Linked DNA regions of Homo sapiens: regions 1 and 3 are each linked to region 2. A link is a contact called in ENCODE Hi-C or POLR2A ChIA-PET data. All regions are on one chromosome and are shown on one strand. Each heading gives the region's core, a stretch centred on a gene start or an enhancer-like site at or near the end of the contact. The rest is flanking DNA. Distances are from core to core; before and after follow the strand shown. Region 1 holds the start of MRTO4 (MRT4 homolog, ribosome maturation factor). Region 2 holds the start of TMCO4 (transmembrane and coiled-coil domains 4). Region 3 holds the start of EMC1-AS1 (EMC1 antisense RNA 1).

Region 1 (3,865 bases), core at 185-2,684, 550 kb after region 2:
TTCCTTTCTTTATTTTCTGCTCATTTGTCACTTCATCAGTGAGACCTTTCCCGACCACACTATACAAAATATCAACATCTCTTCACCCCATTTTCAATCTGATTTTTAGCATTTTGCGGAATATGTTTCTCCTAAAACGTTAGGCTCGATAAGAAATAGGCTTTCCTTGTGACTGCTGTATCCTCTAACGCCTAGAAAGTGCCAGACCCCTAAATATTTTTGAATATTCCAGGGAGCCGGGTTAAGAGAGAGGCCACCACAGCAAAGGTGGTCAAAAACGGTCTCTTAAGAGGTGCGCAAGTCGGGTGTAGTGGCTCACGCCTGTAATCCCAGCACTCAGGGAGGGTGGTTGGAGCCCAGGTGTTCGAGACCAGCTTGGCAACACACTGAGTCTTCTCTATAAAAAATAAACAAAAAAAACCTAGCTGGGTGTGGTGGCGTGCGCCTGTAGTCTCAGCTACTCGGGAGGTTGAGGTGGGAGGATCGCTTAAGCCAAGGAGGTCAAGGCTGCAGTGACTTATTTTATTTATTTATTTTTGAGACGGAGTCTCGCTCTGTCGTGCCCAGGCTGCAGTACAGTGGAGCGATCTCGGCTCATTGCAACCTCCGCCTCCCGGATTCAAGCGATTCTCCCGCCTCAGTCTCCCAAGTAGCTGGGATTACAGGCACCTGCCACCATGCCCATCTAATTTTTAGTATTTTTAGTAGAAAAGGGGTTTCACCATATTGGCCAGGCTGGTCGGGAACTCCCGACCTCAGATGATTCGCCCGCCTCGGCCTCCCAGAGTGCTGGGATTACAGGCGTGAGCCACCGCATCCGGCCTGCAGTGTTACGATCGCGCCACTGCACTCCAGCCTGGGCAACAGAGCGAGACCCTGTCTCAGAGGGATCCTATTAACTGACAACTAAGAAGGCGCAAACCATACGAAGATGTAAGCATGCCAGGCAGAAACAACCGCAGACACACAACGCCAGACACGGGAACAAACCTGTGCTGAAAGAAGGGAAAGGCAGCCAGGGTGGCGGGAGCGCAGGAAGATGAGAAAGGGCCGAAGTTGGGAAAAGTGGGCCGAAACGGCAGCAGGCATAGCCGGGGGCGGTGTTCAGGAGCTGCCTCCCGACCCAGTTGGCCTTGCAAGAGCACCTGAAACTAGGCAAAACGAGTCTCCGCTCCCCAGACCCGACCGGGCGTCAGCCACCTCTGGCGGTTTTACAGCCCCGAAGCCCCCATTCCAGCTCGCAGCGAGGCAGCGGAACACCTCGAGGATGTCCTGGCGTTCCAATCTGCGCCCCCGCCGCCCCGAAGCCCTCACCGCAGGCTGGGTAGCCAGCCCACGGAGCTCCCCCCAGGGTCCCGACTCCCCCTTCGCCCACCTTTCTTGTCGCGCTTGGATTTGGGCATCGCGCTGAATCCACGTGCGGCGGAAGACGGTGCACCCCGTTAGGACCCCGGCGGCGCGGGGGACTCTGGGACGGCCCTCGGGGGCTGCCCCTCGCGTGTGCCTGACCCAATGTGCACTGCAGCCTGCCTCTCCCTGCCAAGCCGCCGCCTGCGCTTTCTCCCGCGCCTGTAGGGCAACTTCCCGTGTGCCGAGGCAGTCCCTGAATCCCGAGCGTCCCGTCCGACCGAGGGCCTCGCGCGCTATCCCAGCTCTGTGGTCCCGCGGAGGCGGAGCCCGCGGCGCGGTGCATGCCGGGACGGCGGTGGGTGGTGCATGCGCTCGCATCATGGCGGCTGAGTGGGCTTCTCGTTTCTGGCTTTGGGCTACGCTGCTGATTCCTGCGGCCGCGGTCTACGAAGACCAAGTGGGCAAGTTTGATTGGTGCGTACGTGTGGAACATATTCGAGAGATAAGTGGCTGTTTCCCCAGTACCTGTCTCCTACCTGCTAAAGGTTGTCACTTAACAGGATTGGCCGCATAATTTGCAGGACCCAGTACAAAATGAAAACGTGGGGCCCCTTGTTAAAAAATTATTAAGGATTTAAAGTCGTTGGAAGCAGAGCCTTAAACCAAGTGTTAGGGGTCATTCTAAGCTGATCCTTGCGTGTAAGCCGGCCCTGCCATCCAGGAATGCTTGGGGTGCCGGTCAGAGATCACTGATCCCGTCCTCCCTCGTCAGGTTCGATTTTTTTGACTGTGAGGTTTCTGGTCTACCAGGTGTCAGAGGTCGCCAAGCTGTCAGTGAACTTTAATTCCTACTCGAATTGGTGTCTTGTAGGCAAGTGAACAGGAGCTTTCGTCTTAAAAGTCCTAAACTGAGTCCTTTTCCCCTCTCATCAACCTAGTCTGGCCCTGGGCTCACAGCAGGATTGCCCAAAACACTAAGCAGCTAGAATATGCCATTCACTCATTCATTCATTCACCCACCCACGTCTTCCTTAAGGCCCTGGAGTAGCTTGCTTTTGTTTGAATTTTACTAGTTAAGACTTGTGTGATCTTGGGGAAAGTGACTTAACCACTCTGTGCCTTGGTTTCTTTGTCTGTAGAATGGGTTTACTAACAGTCCGTTATCTCTTACAGTACTTGTGAGAATGAATGAGACAATCCCATTAAATTACTTAGCACAATGCCTGGCTCATTGAATGCAGTCATTAAGCGTTATCTGTTATTATTGCTATTTACACTTTATTCTTCAGGGCCCAGGTCAGATTTCTCCTCCTCTGAAGTATTTTCTGTCTTGGAAAAGTTGATTCGCATATATGTTGAGTACCTGTTATGCCAGACAGTGTGACAAATAAAACATGTTACATTTTTAATGATGTGCACAACTGTTCACAATGTCATATGTGTATGTTACACATATATATCGGGTGATATGTGTATCTAATTTTGCAGAATACTTGATATATGCAATTTTCTTAATTTTATTTTCATGAATGAATGAATGAATGAATGGCATTTCCTAACTGCTTAGTGTCTTGGGCAGCTCTGCTCTGAGCCCAGGGCCAGGTTAGGCTGATGAGGGGGGAAAAGGACTCTGTTTAAGACTTTTTTTTTTTTTTTTTTTTTTTTTTTTTGAGACAGTTTTGCTCTTGTTGCCCAGGCTGGAGTGTAATGGCGCGATCTCATGGCTCACCACAACCTCCGCCTCTGGGGTTCAAGCGATTCTCCTGCCTCAGCCTCCCGAGTAGCTGGGATTACAGGCATGCGCCACCACACCCAGCTAATTTTTGTATTTTTGGTAGAGACAGGGTTTCTCCATGTTGGTCAGGCTGGTCTCAAACTCCCGATCTCAGGTAATCCACCCGCCTAGGCCTCCCAAAGTGTTGGAATTACAGGTGGGAGCCACTGCGCCCAGCCAAGACTTTTTAAAATTTTTTGAGACAGGGACTCATTCTGTAGCCCAGGCTGGAGTACAGTACTATCATGGCTCACTGCAGCTTTGACCTTGCAGGTTCAAGTGACCCTCCCAGCTCAGCCTCCTGAGTAGCTGGGACTACTGGTGCACACCTCTCCAGTTTCTTTGTATTTTTTGTAGAGACGGGGTTTTGCCATGTTGCCCAGGCTGGTCTTGAACACCTGGGCTCAAGCAATCTGGCTGCCTCGGCCTCCCAAAGTGCTGGGATTACAGGTGTGAGCCACTGCACCTGGCCTACAGTTTTCAGATTGAAAAATAAATGAAGACATACAGGTATGCATCACTTAATGATGGGAATACATCCTGAGAAATGCCCTCTTGTGCAAACGTTGTAGCATGTACTTATGTAAATCTAGATGGTTTAGCCTACTACACACCTAGGCTATATGGTACAGCCTATTCTTCCTAGGCTACAAACCTGTACGGCATGTTACTTTACTGAAAACTGTAGGCAATTGTAACACAATGGTAAATATTTGTGTATCTAAACATAGAAAATGTATG
Region 2 (3,780 bases), core at 1,021-3,520:
TCGCTTGAACCCAGGTGGTGGAGGTTGCAGTGAGCTGAGATTGTGCCATTGCACTCCAGCCTAGGCGACACAGCAAGGCTCCGTCTCAATAAAAAATAAAATATAATAATAAAGTAAAATAAAATCAGTTGGTTTCTTGTCCATCTCCCTCCACCCATCCCCCAAACCAGAATGTAAGCTCCATGATTTTGCTGGAAACACTTTGATTCTCCTGCTATACCCTCAACATCTAGAACCCCACCAGCCACTCCACACATCCTGGTTGAATTAGTCAATGGTTCATTAGAAGGCTTCCCCTTCCACAACTCCCTAAACATTCCTTTGGGGGAGAGTTACTTAGAGGAAACAAAATTCTTCAATGTCCAATACCAAACCTAACAAAATCTCAAAAGCATACACCAAAAGGGGTAAACATATTTTCTCCATCTTTCCCACCCATAGCCTCAATGATGGGATCAGGAACTGTGTGCAGTGGGGGCGACTAGGGTGAGGGTTGGGTGCCGGGCAATGGCTGAACAGGGTCCAATACCCAAAGACAAGTGTGTTCAACACAAGGTCTCTAATCAAATTAGAGACAGGGCAAAGCAGGGGAGTGCAGAGTGGTGCCTGGTCCCACAAAGCTGATCTGCTGGAAGGGGCTGCCAGACATTAAGAGGAGGGCTGGCTGCAGTTCTCAATCTTGACAAAGCTCACATGCTCAGATATAACCCCTTATTCCCCTAAAGCCTGCACACGATTGACCCATTTGACCCTCACAATAACTTCATGGGTGGGTAGAGCTGCCCTTCTTGGTCCTGATTGGCCAGTGGGGAGATGAGCAGATGAAGGAAGGAACATTTCACAGGTGCGTGAGTCCCAGGCTCTGAGCTGGGATGCTGGTCTCTGACCCCCGTCGGTACCTTTTCCTCCCATAACCCTAGATTGTCTTCACTGGGAGTAAGGGCAACAGCTTCTGAGGCCACGATGATTCATGCCCTAGCTCTGGCACTCATTAGCTCTGTGGCTTCTGCATTGTCTGGACCTGAGCCTCGGTTTCCTCTCCTTCAGAGTGGGTGTGATGAAATTTCACAGGGTTGCTAGGGGAAAGAGATCCATTCATTAAGTGCTTCTTTTGAGCACCTGCAAGTGCTAGGCACAGTCCCTGGGGCTGGGCACACAGCGGAGAGCAAGGCAGCCTAAACCCGCCCACCTCCAGGGCTTTTAAAGTCTAGTTGGGGCTGCGCGGTGGCTCACGCCTGTAATCCCAGCACTTTGGGAGGCCGAGGCGGGTGGGTCACCAGAGGTCAGGAGTTCGAGACCAGCCTGGCCAACATAGCAAAACCCCGTCTCTACTAAAAATACAAAAATTAGCCGGGTGTGGTAGCACACGCCTGTAGTACCAGCTACCAGGGAGCCTGAGGCAGGAGAATCGCTTAAATCCGGGAGGCGGAGGTTGCAGTGAGCTGAGATCGGGCCAGTGCACTCCAGCCTGGGTGACAGAGCGAGACTCTTATCTCAAAAAAAAAAAAAAAAAAAAAAAAAGAACTGTACCTGGCGCGTAGTAGGTGCTCGGTAAATTTGTTCAATGACTGAATGTGCTGGGTGCTCAGGGAAGACTCTCAGATCCCATCCCAAGAGACCAGAATGGAAAGCAGGAAATGGATTGGGGGAAAGGGAGGTCTGAAGGCAGAGAGTCCCAGGCACGGGAGCCTCCAGGCAGAGGCCCTGAGACAGGACCAAACTTAGCGTTAGGGAAAATGAAAGTAGAATCAGGAAGAACTTAGATATCTGAACACTTTGCAAACTACAAAGTGCTGCATACACGTGCGGGAAGGCGGTTTCTGCGGCTGGTTCTTTGTTTACATTATACATTTTTGAAGACTTTGTCTTCAAAATGTGGCTTTGGGGCATGCCACTCTCGGGGCCGAGTCCTTCGCGGGCAGTTTCTGCAAAGTCCAACCCTGCAGGGCCCTTCTCCCGCGCCGCGCTGTCTCGCTGCTTCCTGGAGGGTAAATGGACCCACACACAGATGTGGCGCCGCGGGCTTGCCGGTCACCTGCAGAGGCCGGCACCCCTGTCGCGATGGGTGGTGGAGGTGGGGCAGAGGTGGGACGAGCCAGGTCGGGACCCGCAGCTGGCGAGTCAGAGCCTGGAAGGCCCCGCGCCCCCGCGCCGCGCTCCCTAAGTGCTCCGCCCGGCCGGTGGCGACCAGGCGCGCTCGGGGCAGGCGGCGGGACGGGCCGGGACCGGGGCCGGGACGCGGCGGGGAGGGGAGGGGCCGGGCCGGGCCGGGCGGGAGGAGCCGCTCGCCGGTTTTGCCGCCTCCGCCTTTGCCTTCGCAGCCGCCTCCAGGTAAGGGGGCCCCGGAGGAGCCGCCAGGCCACGGTGGCGCGCACCTCGCTGGGCCACTCCCCGCCGGCCCCACGCGGGGCACTCGGAGCCCGGCCCAGCCCCGGGGCCCTTTGCCCTGCGCCCCGCCCTCCACCCCGGGGACACTGGACCCACCAGGAAGCGGCCGCGCGCTCCCTGGCGCTGCCTGCCCTAAGCCCAGGCCGCCTGCTGGTGGTTGGTTTGTTTTCAGAGCCGGAAGTGCTTTTAGAAATCTTGGGGAGGCAGAGGGGGAAACTGAGGCTGGGCGGAGCACTCGGGCGACTCCGGCCTCGGCCTCCGAGTTCTTAGAGGTCACCCAGCCGCTCCCTTGACAAATGAGGACGCTGGTCAAGGTCAGAGAGGAAGGGGGCTTGCCCAAGGTCACAAGAGGTCCCTGTGCTTCCCCTTGCCCCACGTGGCCCCTCCACGCCCCCGTCAGGAAGGCCTCTAGGACTCCCCCGCCTCCTGTCTCCCTGTCCCCCCGCAGACTCTCAAACAGAGAATTCCAGGAGGGCTTGGGGAGCCTCTGGAGAAAAACCAGGCTCCTCATGTTACAAGGAGGCCATGTCTTCTGGTGCCCATGCCTGAAGTTACAGGAGGGAAGAATTACTGCTGCTGACTTTTGAGTGGATTTTACAGCTGGGTAAACTGAGGCTCAGAGAGGTGAGGTAACTTCCCCAAGACCACACAGCTAGGAAGCAAGAGATAAAAACCTGGGCTACCTGCCTGGAGAGCCTGACCCAGTGCTTCGCACAGAGTTGGCCTCCACAATGCCTTTGCCCTGACCAGGCTGCCTGGCCCTTCCCTGGGGTTGCACTGGGAATTAGGAGCAGGGCCAGGCTAGAATCCCAGACTACTACCTAACTCGAAGTAGGAGTCAGCACATGAGCCCCCTTTTTCCTAACTCAGTGTTCATTGCAGAAAATATGACACTCTTTTAAGCTTTGGGAACATCCATTTGTTCATTCACCAAATATTTGTTGAGCACCTACTGTGTGCATTGTTTAGGCAACGAGGATACAGCAGTGAACAAAAAGGAGCGCTGCCCTCAGGAAGTACACTCCAGAGGGTGGAATAAAGCCCTGCCCTTCAGCCTGGGGAGGGAGGGCTGGGCACAGGGGAGACCACTGGCATTTCCCCAACTGTGAAGTACATGAAGACAGCAGAAGAGATCGGTATTAGAGTGGCCTCAAGCCCTCGTGTGCAGCATCAGACAGAGATGGGCTCAGGTGCTAGCTTTGCAGCTTTGTAACTGAGTGGGATCAGGCAAGTTAAATGACCTGTCTCCAAGGTTGTTGTGAAAATTAAAGGAGCTGAAGCCACAAAAGGCCCAGTGCAGTATCTGACACTTTGGGAGACTTTATACTTTTTAGTCCTAAGGCCCAAGGAGGAGTTGGACAGGAGGAGTTCATCGATTAGGTTGTCATAGCT
Region 3 (3,765 bases), core at 622-3,121, 590 kb after region 2:
TCCTTCAGTTAATTCATAAAAGTTATTTATTGTTTTTTAGTTTCTATCTTATTTCCTGGACCAGAATATTAGAAGCTTGTGTTTCATCTAGAAGTCTTTTATTAGTCTCTTTTGTCATCTAAATTTATAACATAGATGCCATTCCAAATCTTTGTGGCAACACAAGACCAAACCTCCAGTACTGAAATAAATGTGGCATTTATAAAGGAAGTTCTTTATCTGGAGTGCTCTCTCCCAATCTATTAACCAGAAATATAAAGTATATAATAAATAATTTAGGTAAAGGTGAAAATCTCCCTGTGATAGTTTGCATTTGCCTTTTATTCTCCTGGAGAGGGAAGGGAGGACAGCAGATACATTTGATCTTTTATTTCCTGAAATTTCTCCAAGACAGCTTTTGCAGATTAATTTTGTCCTCTGGTTAAAATAAAATTCATGTCCCAAAGCCATTATAAAATTCTGGGTCTCCAGCCTTTCCTTAGGGCTCTGGTTCAGTATCTTGAAATACTGCAATATTTATAGTGTTATGGAAAGTTCTTTTTCATTTCTGATGTTTTTATGTTTAAGAAACTTGCTGTTATTATTATCCTCTGGTAAGTAGGCACTGAAGGAAAATCCCTACTGCTGTCATCAAAGCCACATTTTCCTCCAAGACCGGCTTTGACTTGACTGAATTTTATTTCGAATGTAAAGATGCAGGCTGGGCGCAGTGGGTCAAGCCTGTAATCCCAGCACTTTGGGAGTCCAAGGTGGGAGGAACCTAGGACTTCGAAAACAGCTTGGGCTACGTAGGGAGACCTGTCTCTTAAAAACAAACAAAAAAAATTAAGAGTGGTGGCCTGCACCTGTATAGTCTCAGCTACTGGGGAGGCTGAGGCTGGAAGATCACTTGAGCCAGGGAGGTGGAGGCTGCAGCCAGCTGCAACTCTGCCACTGCACTCCAGCCTGGGCTATTGGGCGACAGAGCAAGATCCTGTCTCAAAAAAGGTAAAGTAGGTCATATCTTAATAAAAGTGCAGATTAATCACTAGGTACCAATTCATTTATCAGTGTTACACACCAAGAACAAAAGCTCTTCCTAAACTTAGGGGGAGAATTTCAGGGCTTTAGGAATTTGAAACCGTCTTCACAGTTCCTTCCCAGTCTTATTTAGGCCAGCTGTAGGCCACAGGCTAGAGCTTGAAGCCGTCCACCAATATCTCACTCACAGGACTGTCCTTAATGCACGAATACCTTTCCTCGAGCAAACTGCTTTTCCCTCTTAGACCTTGTAGCCAGATCATTTTACCGGCAAAAGTCTCAGACATCTCCTGTGAATAAAAGCTTACATTCTTTCCTTGCCAGTAGAAAAAAGGGGAACACGTAAGCATACGTGGCAAATTGCAAAGAGGGATGCATTGTACGAGCTGGTCAGATTGTTAATGAGGGCAATCCAAACAGAAGAGATTTGAGTGCTAAGGGAATACGGATCAGTGATTAAAAGGTGTTGTGAGAGGGAGAAATCTTTGTAAACTATGGCGCTCTTTAGTATTACTATTGGGGGGATCTAGGCAGGGGAAGAAGCAGGTGAAAGCGTTTTAGGCTTCGGCCTCCTCTTGTCGTCCTTAGCTGTCCCAGGCCAGGGCCATTCTATACGCCGAGGCGTAGTCAACTCTGCTGCCCTAGACTTGCCCACTGAACCCATGCCCCAGACTCACCTTTACCCGCTGCCCGGAAGCCAAGTCGCTACCACCTGCTTGAGCAACTCCCACCGCGCAGGCTCAGAAGTTAACGCTCTCCCGCCTTTCCCCGCTGCGCTACCTTCTGAGCAGGCGCAGCGTCTCCGATCCGTTCCCTCGCCGCGGCTCGACCCCGGTGAGAGCAAAGGCCGCTCCGCGCGTCGCGTTTTTGACCCATGACGGCGGCGCGCAGTCTGACGCGACAGATTGCGTCACTTCCGCCCCCTCCTGGGAGGCGGCGCTGGGCCGGTGGCAAGCCCCCGGAGGGAGCCGCAGTAGTACGACGGAAGATGGCGACGAGCGGCGGCGAAGAGGCGGCGGCAGCGGCTCCGGCGCCGGGGACCCCGGCAACGGGGGCGGACACGACCCCGGGCTGGGAGGTGGCTGTGCGGCCCCTGCTGTCCGCGTCCTACTCCGCCTTCGAGATGAAGGAGTTGCCGCAGCTGGTGGCCTCAGTCATCGAGAGGTACCGGGCGGCGGCTCTGGCGGGCGACGCTGTTGTGGGGGGAGGGGATTTCGAGCCGGATCGTCTGGACCCGCTTTCCGGGCCGCCCCCTGCCCCCTTGAGGATCCCCGCCACAGCCACGGCTTCGGGGTCCCGGGCCCGGGGAGACTGGCTTGCCTGGGTTTCCCTCCGCCAACGCATGTAAATCACCTCTACCTCAGTTTCCCCTCTCGAGCAAAACTTTAGCGGCCTCCCTGCGGGAGGGCGTGGCCGGACATGGTTGAGAGTGAGATGCATTCGCCCTCTTAAGGGAATGTTCACGGGGCTGCCCCTTGGGTCAAGTCACAGATGAGTTTGCATTTCTCGCCCGCACTCATCCTCCTAGCCTGGGCCGGAGCGGAGCCGTACGGTATAATTTAATAACGGTCTCCCCGCGGTGCTGTAATCAGTGGGGGCACGTGCTATTTCTGTGACTGAAGCCACTAGCTACATTGATGACCTCTTTTTACGTTGCACTCCTTGTGCATTCCTACTGTATCGGTCTTTGATTAAAAACATTTCAGTGTGTGTCTGAGAGATCATTTTCCCAGAGGATGTGTGGTGTGTGTGTTCTCTTGCTGCCTCCCATCCCCCTCGCATTAAAATATCATCACATTCTTTTACAAACGGTACTATCTGTTGGTTTCCTTTTGTGTGTTTTTGTCTTTTTGCACAGCGATTCTTAGCTAGTGACAGTTATGTAGGTACAAAGATGGTGATCTCAGAGTGCCTGCCTTTTCCTGACATACTGTGCTCAGAGCAGTCTTTCATTAGTTTAATGGTAGACTTTTGCTTTTAAAGCCAGACTGACTTTCATTTTTCTAGCCATACCTCATTTCAGCAACTCCCTGCAATTGTTAACTGGGTCATTTTAGCTTCACGATGACAAGGGTATATCTAGCTGCTATCCAGAGGTTAAAAATTGCTATTTGTTACTCAAAGGAGGCCCACGGTTTGACAAATTGTTTTTGTGCTTTTTCTTGTTGTAGACTTGTAATCCTTTGGATGCAGAGTTTTTAACAAATTATAATAAAATAATGGTTGAGTTTGGTAACTTCACAGTCAGCTTTACAGACGGATTTTGCTATCTAATCATCAGGCCAGGAATGTTCTGAAGATGTAAACAGGTTTCAAATATACTACTTTCAAATTACGTGGCTGCTTTTTGTTTTAAACATTTGGATTGGCAGTATTTTTCCTGACTCATACTCATGTTACGTAGAATCAGTAACGTTCCAGTCTTTTTAGAGCATTTGCTTTTATGTTTTTCTGGACATGAGCTGGATAGGTTATAAAATATTAATAATTTGTTGACACCCTTCCATAAATCCTGTATTCTGGGGCCACCTTTAAAGCTGTAATACTTAAGGAACACCCTCCAACCAAATACATCACTAGGTTTGAATTTTGCCATGTATGTGGTAGTGGTCTTTGCCATACCCTCTGTTTGTACAAATAATCAAGAGTTGTATTTGTAGACATTAATAAGATCTCTCTTTATGGCTTAGAAAATAAGTCCAAACTGATGGGTCTTTGGTAACGCATTTATTGGAAGGCAAGATC

The links. A loop is a pair of places that touch in the nucleus more often than their neighbours do. ChIA-PET counts read pairs that join two places held with the same protein, here RNA polymerase II (POLR2A). Pooled maps may share reads with other maps.
Region 1: a loop to region 2 is called in a map of naive thymus-derived CD4-positive, alpha-beta T cell, with 21 times the contacts of the local background. The contact joins the promoter of MRTO4 here to the promoter of TMCO4 in region 2. A Hi-C loop is called at or near these places in 1 of 168 maps with a recorded cell type or tissue (naive thymus-derived CD4-positive, alpha-beta T cell), 1 of 37 single-sample maps with no recorded cell type and 6 of 50 pooled maps. POLR2A ChIA-PET finds 5 or more read pairs at or near these places in 2 of 52 experiments (activated CD4-positive, alpha-beta T cell and activated CD8-positive, alpha-beta memory T cell).
Region 3: a loop to region 2 is called in a pooled map, with 7 times the contacts of the local background. The contact joins the promoter of EMC1-AS1 here to the promoter of TMCO4 in region 2. A Hi-C loop is called at or near these places in 4 of 50 pooled maps. POLR2A ChIA-PET finds 5 or more read pairs at or near these places in 3 of 52 experiments (B cell, HepG2 and common myeloid progenitor, CD34-positive).

The regions. Positions count from the first base shown.
Region 1 is chr1:19,249,374-19,253,238 of GRCh38, reverse strand. It overlaps MRTO4 (MRT4 homolog, ribosome maturation factor), which reads right to left and starts at 1,434. Exons shown (of 8, transcript NM_016183.4): 1 at 1,376-1,434. The coding sequence starts at 1,403. It overlaps EMC1 (ER membrane protein complex subunit 1), which reads left to right and starts at 1,715. Exons shown (of 23, transcript NM_015047.3): 1 at 1,715-1,824. The coding sequence starts at 1,730. RefSeq lists an enhancer at 1,297-1,802.
Region 2 is chr1:19,798,406-19,802,185 of GRCh38, reverse strand. TMCO4 (transmembrane and coiled-coil domains 4) reads left to right here and starts at 2,270. Exons shown (of 16, transcript NM_181719.7): 1 at 2,270-2,331. RefSeq lists an enhancer at 1,602-2,102 and a silencer at 2,026-2,525.
Region 3 is chr1:19,208,492-19,212,256 of GRCh38, reverse strand. It overlaps EMC1-AS1 (EMC1 antisense RNA 1), which reads right to left and starts at 1,871. Exons shown (of 2, transcript NR_135114.1): 1 at 1,698-1,871. It overlaps UBR4 (ubiquitin protein ligase E3 component n-recognin 4), which reads left to right and starts at 1,991. Exons shown (of 106, transcript NM_020765.3): 1 at 1,991-2,184. The coding sequence starts at 2,009. RefSeq lists silencers at 907-976, 2,002-2,321 and enhancers at 1,602-1,651, 1,902-1,951.